Regions from separate parts of the Homo sapiens genome. Here region 2 is linked to region 1. Evidence: chromatin loops called from intact Hi-C (ENCODE). Cell type or tissue: Caco-2. All regions are shown on one strand. Each heading gives the region's core, and the rest is flanking DNA. Links, peaks and the distances in the headings are about the cores only. Region 1 overlaps PNLDC1 (PARN like ribonuclease domain containing exonuclease 1). Region 2 overlaps MAS1 (MAS1 proto-oncogene, G protein-coupled receptor).

Region 1 (2,920 bases), core at 166-2,665:
CACTGTCACCTGCCAGGAGTTGGGGGAAACACACCCTTTCTTGGGATCCTGGTCCCAAGTGCCTCATGACTGAGTCTGATGCAAGCATTTGTTTGGCGGTTACGGAGTCTTTGTGGTTAAAGTTCTGACCTGCATTCACACGTTGAAGGCTTTCGACATACTTTGGGTTTCAAGGCTGAGAAGGTCAAGTTCCATTCCTGAGCCATTCCTTTTATTTCAGTCCTGGGTGCCCTGTATTATCTTGACTTTTGTTAATCACTAAGCTTTTCCCCCAGCATGTGGTGTGGAGCCACAGTGAACACGCCATAGCTTAGCAGCTCTCAGAGGCTGGTCTATGGATCCTAGAGTCTCTGGGACCCTTTCCAATGGATATGTGAGGTCAAAACGGTTTTCCAAGTATCCCTCAGCTGTACTTGCTATTGTCATTGTGCCATTTGCATTGGTGCCCAAGCGATGTCGGACAAAGCTGCTGGCATCTCAGCACACATTAAGGCAGGAGCATCATACCGTGTTCTTCATTACCACTTACTCTCAGTTAAAAACGGAAAGGCCAATCTTAGTAGCAGCCTCCTTGATTAAAAAGTAATATTCTTGGTTGTATTAAATCTCAATCTTTTGATTACTCATCTTTTAAATATATGTCAATATAGGTATGTAAAAAATAAGTATGCATAAAACATTCCTTAGGTGTGTGCCAAAATACAGTGATTGTGTCAAGGAAAAGTGCTTGTGCAGTCTTTTGAGAGCTGAATTAGCTGCCTTTTTTTTTTTTTTTTTTTTGAAGATATAGTTTTGCTCTTGTTGCCTGGGCTGGAGTGCAATGGCACGATTTCAGCTCACTGCAATCTCCGCCTCCCGGGTTCAAGTGATTGTCCTGCCTCAGCCTCCTGAGTAGCTGGGATTACAGGTGCCTGCCACCATGCCCGGCTAATTTTTGCATTTTTAGTAGAGATGGGGTTTAACCATGTTGGCCAGGTTAGTCTCAAACTCTTGACCTCAGGTGATCCTCCCACCTTGGCCTCCCAAAGTGGTGGGATAACAGGCATGAGCCACCGCACCCGGCCCCATGAAATATCATTTTTACTGGAAAGAACTGATTGGTTGCTTAGACTTGAAGGTTTCACAATCATTTTCTCAATGAAAAGAGCTTGTTGGCCAGGTACAGTGACTCATGCTTGTAATCCCAGCATTTTGGGAGGCCAAGGCAATGAGCTAAGATGATGCCACTGCACTCCAGCCTGAGCAACACAATGAGACTCTGTTTCAAAGGAAAAAAAAAAGCCTGTCACTTCAAGGAAGATAACTCGCAGTATTTCCTAGTGATAAAATTACAGCTTTCAATCAACTGGAATTTTGAAGAATTTACATGTGCCACCGTAAGCTTGACAGCTTCCCAGTACCACAACCTTTCTGATGAGATCAGTGATCATATTTTCCAATGTCTTCTGTTGGTATTGTGTAATAAAATGTGCAAACATTTGGGAGACCTACATAACCCTGCCAACCAGCATTTTCCAGATTACTAGCACATAATGTTACTATTGTGCGCTATCTTATCTCATAGATAAGAGATCTATTCTAGGTGTGAGATAGGCCAGTGGATTGTAATGTAGCAGTACAATAAAACTCATTAATGATGGTTTCAGATTCCACAGTGCAATTAATCTTTAAGAAACTACCACTTGTTGAGTTTGGTACAGTTTTAAAGAATATCCAAAGTCATTTGATAAGGCTAGTAATTCTGTTCCCTTTTCCACCTACACATCTGCTTGAGGCTGGATTTTTTTTTTCTTTTTTTTTTTTGAGAAGGAGTCTTACTCTGTTGCCCAAGCTGGAGTGCAGTGGCACCATCTTGGCTCACTACAACCTCCGCCTCCCGGGTTCAAGGGATTCTCCTGCCTCAGCCTCCTGAGTAGCTGGGATTACAGGCATCTGCCACCATGCCTGGCTAATTTCTGTATTTTTAGTAGAGTCAGGGTTTCACCGTGTTGGCCAGGTTGGTCTCGAACTCCTGACCTCAGGTGATCCGCCCTCCTCAGCCTCCAAAAGTGCTGGGATTACAGGCATGAGCCACTGCGCCCAGCCGTGAGGCTGGATTTTCTTATGTTTCAATGATCACAACATATCAACAGATTGGATGCAAATGCCGATACAACATTCCAGCCAAATATTAGAGATTTGCAAAAATGTAGAACAGTGTCACTCTTCTCGCTAAGTTTTTGTTTTAGAAAATAGTTATTTTTTATAAGTGTTATTTTTGTTCATGTATAATGGGTTTTTGTTACTTAAAAAACTTCTTTAAATGTAAGAGTTTTAATTTCTAACATGTTTAATATCAATAGCTGTAACTCACATAAACACAAGCTCTATGGCATCCCCAACTTAAGAGTGGCCCTGAGATAAAAAAAAAAAAAAAAAACTCTTAGAATGCTGCCCCAGATCCCATCATGACAGGCCAGGCCCTGCCACATGGCTCATGGGCTTGGGCACCCTTCAAGCTCCCTTTCCACTTGACCTTTCCATCTCAGCTTCTGCTCCTCCAGGGCTTCTCTTGTGGGGAACATGCCACACGGTTCCAGGTGCTGTGTGCCCCTGTGTTTCCCTGCTGCAGGCTTCCAGGCCTTTGAGGTCCAACTGGTGCTGAGGCAGGCCCTCCCCAACATCTGGACGGTGCTGAAAGATGAGGGGGTGAGTTCTCACTGCGAACGGGGCATCAGTGGCTCCATTGTTTCTCTCTCATAATTGGCCAAATCTGGCCTCTGAAAAGCTTTTATCTTGCACGCTGCTAGTTTTTCCCCCTTTCCTTTTGTTTAGAGATGCAGAGCCATTTCTTTAGGCCTCATTCCTAGTAACCCAGGATTCAGGGAATTTGTCCCTGCTTTTCAGGTGGTAGTGAAGAAAGTGAGTAAACAACATCGTT
Region 2 (2,920 bases), core at 315-2,814, 100 kb after region 1:
ACTAGAAAAAAAAATTTTTTTGAGTGCTTTGTCTGGCATCTGGCGATGGTGTTTCCCGCACCATCTGGCCTGTGGTCTGTGGGGACGTACATACGTCTTGTTAGGGCTCTCCATCCAGTCCACACATCAATGGCTTGCCTGGCTTACGTAGTCTGAGCAGGTGCCCAGCTTTGTCGCAGATATTGAAGCCGTGTAAAATAAATGCCTTTTGATTGTTCACACTTTAAGCAATATTGGTACAATATTAAACCCATTGTCCCAGGCACTCCCTCTCCTTACTGCTTATGGCACTTCATGTATTAAAAAATGACAGTGGCAGCATTGCCCAGACATGCGTTTTGTCATCAAGTCTTAATGCAGTCCACCTGGTCCCTCAGGCAAATGAATGGAGGCACAGAAGATGAAATGATTTTCAAAATGCCATTAGGAAAGCTCAGGCCAGAACTGGAAATGGGTCCCGCACAGGGCACTCGGCCACTCTTGCCTGGCCATCTCCTTTTTGGCACTAAGCCACAAGCACACAATGATATAGAATGAATGGTTATCACTGGGGATCCAGAAGGGTCATTCAATCAGTTCTCAGTCTTATCAGGTCTAAGTTCCTTTCTTATCAGGTCCTAAAGGCCTAATCTTATCATTGTGACAAAGATAACTGTAGAGTCTGTTAAACTTTTTTTTAATAACATGAAGATTATGATTTATAGCTGAATTTCTCCCTTTTATTCCAATTCAACAATTTTCATGGCTTTTTGTGTTTGTTTTGTTCTGGACATATTTACAGAAAATTACCTGAAGAGTTCCAACCTGAGGCCTCCTCATGGATGGGTCAAACGTGACATCATTTGTTGTTGAGGAACCCACGAACATCTCAACTGGCAGGAACGCCTCAGTCGGGAATGCACATCGGCAAATCCCCATCGTGCACTGGGTCATTATGAGCATCTCCCCAGTGGGGTTTGTTGAGAATGGGATTCTCCTCTGGTTCCTGTGCTTCCGGATGAGAAGAAATCCCTTCACTGTCTACATCACCCACCTGTCTATCGCAGACATCTCACTGCTCTTCTGTATTTTCATCTTGTCTATCGACTATGCTTTAGATTATGAGCTTTCTTCTGGCCATTACTACACAATTGTCACATTATCAGTGACTTTTCTGTTTGGCTACAACACGGGCCTCTATCTGCTGACGGCCATTAGTGTGGAGAGGTGCCTGTCAGTCCTTTACCCCATCTGGTACCGATGCCATCGCCCCAAGTACCAGTCGGCATTGGTCTGTGCCCTTCTGTGGGCTCTTTCTTGCTTGGTGACCACCATGGAGTATGTCATGTGCATCGACAGAGAAGAAGAGAGTCACTCTCGGAATGACTGCCGAGCAGTCATCATCTTTATAGCCATCCTGAGCTTCCTGGTCTTCACGCCCCTCATGCTGGTGTCCAGCACCATCTTGGTCGTGAAGATCCGGAAGAACACGTGGGCTTCCCATTCCTCCAAGCTTTACATAGTCATCATGGTCACCATCATTATATTCCTCATCTTCGCTATGCCCATGAGACTCCTTTACCTGCTGTACTATGAGTATTGGTCGACCTTTGGGAACCTACACCACATTTCCCTGCTCTTCTCCACAATCAACAGTAGCGCCAACCCTTTCATTTACTTCTTTGTGGGAAGCAGTAAGAAGAAGAGATTCAAGGAGTCCTTAAAAGTTGTTCTGACCAGGGCTTTCAAAGATGAAATGCAACCTCGGCGCCAGAAAGACAATTGTAATACGGTCACAGTTGAGACTGTCGTCTAAGAACTGTGAGGGAAGTTGTGGATAAAAATGGTGGAACACAGGTCATTTTTAGTTTGTGCTTGGAATATGACTTAAGTATCTCCTAAATGTGATACAGAAGAACATCTCATCCCATATGCATGAGATACTAATTAATGATGAAATTGAACTCTTGTACTGTATCTTCTGGAAATGACCTGTCATTTCTGTACTTGACAAAGACTCTATTTCTTTCAGCTCTTTTGGCAGCATCTTACCATGAACCATAAAAATGACTTTTGCAGGAAGATTTACAGATGTGTACGGGACAAGGTAACAAAACTATTTGTTGGAACTTGAGGAGGCAGCTTGATGTAGCAGGAAGAACAAGGGTCGCTTCCTGTGTGACCTCAGGCAAGTTGTTAAACCTCTCAGAGCCTCATTTTCTCACTCATAAAATGGTTGCGGCAATAGTCTATACCTCCTTGGTCTGCTGTGAAGATGAAATGAGAAGATGAGGCTTGTAAAGCACCTGGCACATTGTGGATGTTCAACAAATATCAGTCTCTCCTCACTCCCTTCAATGGTAGACAAGATATAAATTTTTGTTTTGTAAAGCACACACACACACACACACACACACACACACACACAGCTCTATCATGTACAGAAGTTATTATGTGTTTTTACATGTTGAATGTAAATTTACGAAGGTCTTCTTTTTGCTTGCAGCATGAAAGCATTTCATGGCATTACACCTCTATTGAAAAACATCGCGGATGTTATGATCTAACAAGCCATGTGCTAGTGCATCATTTCAGGTTGTGAAGAAATACATTTGGCCACCAGTAGAGGAGTTTCTCATGGCTCCCCTTCCCTCTGTGGGAATACTAGATGAAATGAAAGTCTGTGTTTTGAAATCCTTTGATTGCATAAACATTTTTACGAATGGAGTTGAATTTATGACTTCCTGGGGGTGACTGGGACCTTCCTCCCCCATGAAGAGGTGGGTTATTTGTAGCCAGAGTTCTCACCTGCAGCCAAGTGCGGGTCTCTGCACCTGTCTGCCTCCTCTCCTCCTGAGGCTTTTTTTTTTTTTTTCATCACACCTGGAAGGAGGCTCAGTGGCAAGGGCTAATGAAAATGTGGTCACATCCTGGAGGACTC

Evidence for each region. Peaks named below come from ENCODE experiments on the same cell type or tissue, not always from the same donor. Only the 100,000 strongest peaks of a DNase experiment are listed, where the experiment ranks them.
Region 2: it touches region 1 in a loop (4-fold over the local background); 1 of 110 quality-filtered maps calls a loop at or near these places.

Annotation. Positions count from the first base shown.
Region 1 is chr6:159,806,129-159,809,048 of GRCh38, forward strand. PNLDC1 (PARN like ribonuclease domain containing exonuclease 1) reads left to right here. Exons shown (of 19, transcript NM_001271862.2): 8 at 2,612-2,688; 9 at 2,887-2,920. Among named protein-coding and RNA genes, the nearest start is that of PNLDC1, 7.3 kb to the left of the region's middle. In Caco-2, for the core only: no CTCF peak of the experiment used is centred there; DNase peaks (open chromatin) are centred at 1,193 and 1,463.
Region 2 is chr6:159,906,139-159,909,058 of GRCh38, forward strand. MAS1 (MAS1 proto-oncogene, G protein-coupled receptor) reads left to right here. Exons shown (of 3, transcript NM_002377.4): 3 at 782-2,920. The coding sequence starts at 818. The coding sequence ends at 1,795. Among named protein-coding and RNA genes, the nearest start is that of MAS1, 17 kb to the left of the region's middle. In Caco-2, for the core only: no CTCF peak of the experiment used is centred there; no DNase peak of the experiment used is centred there.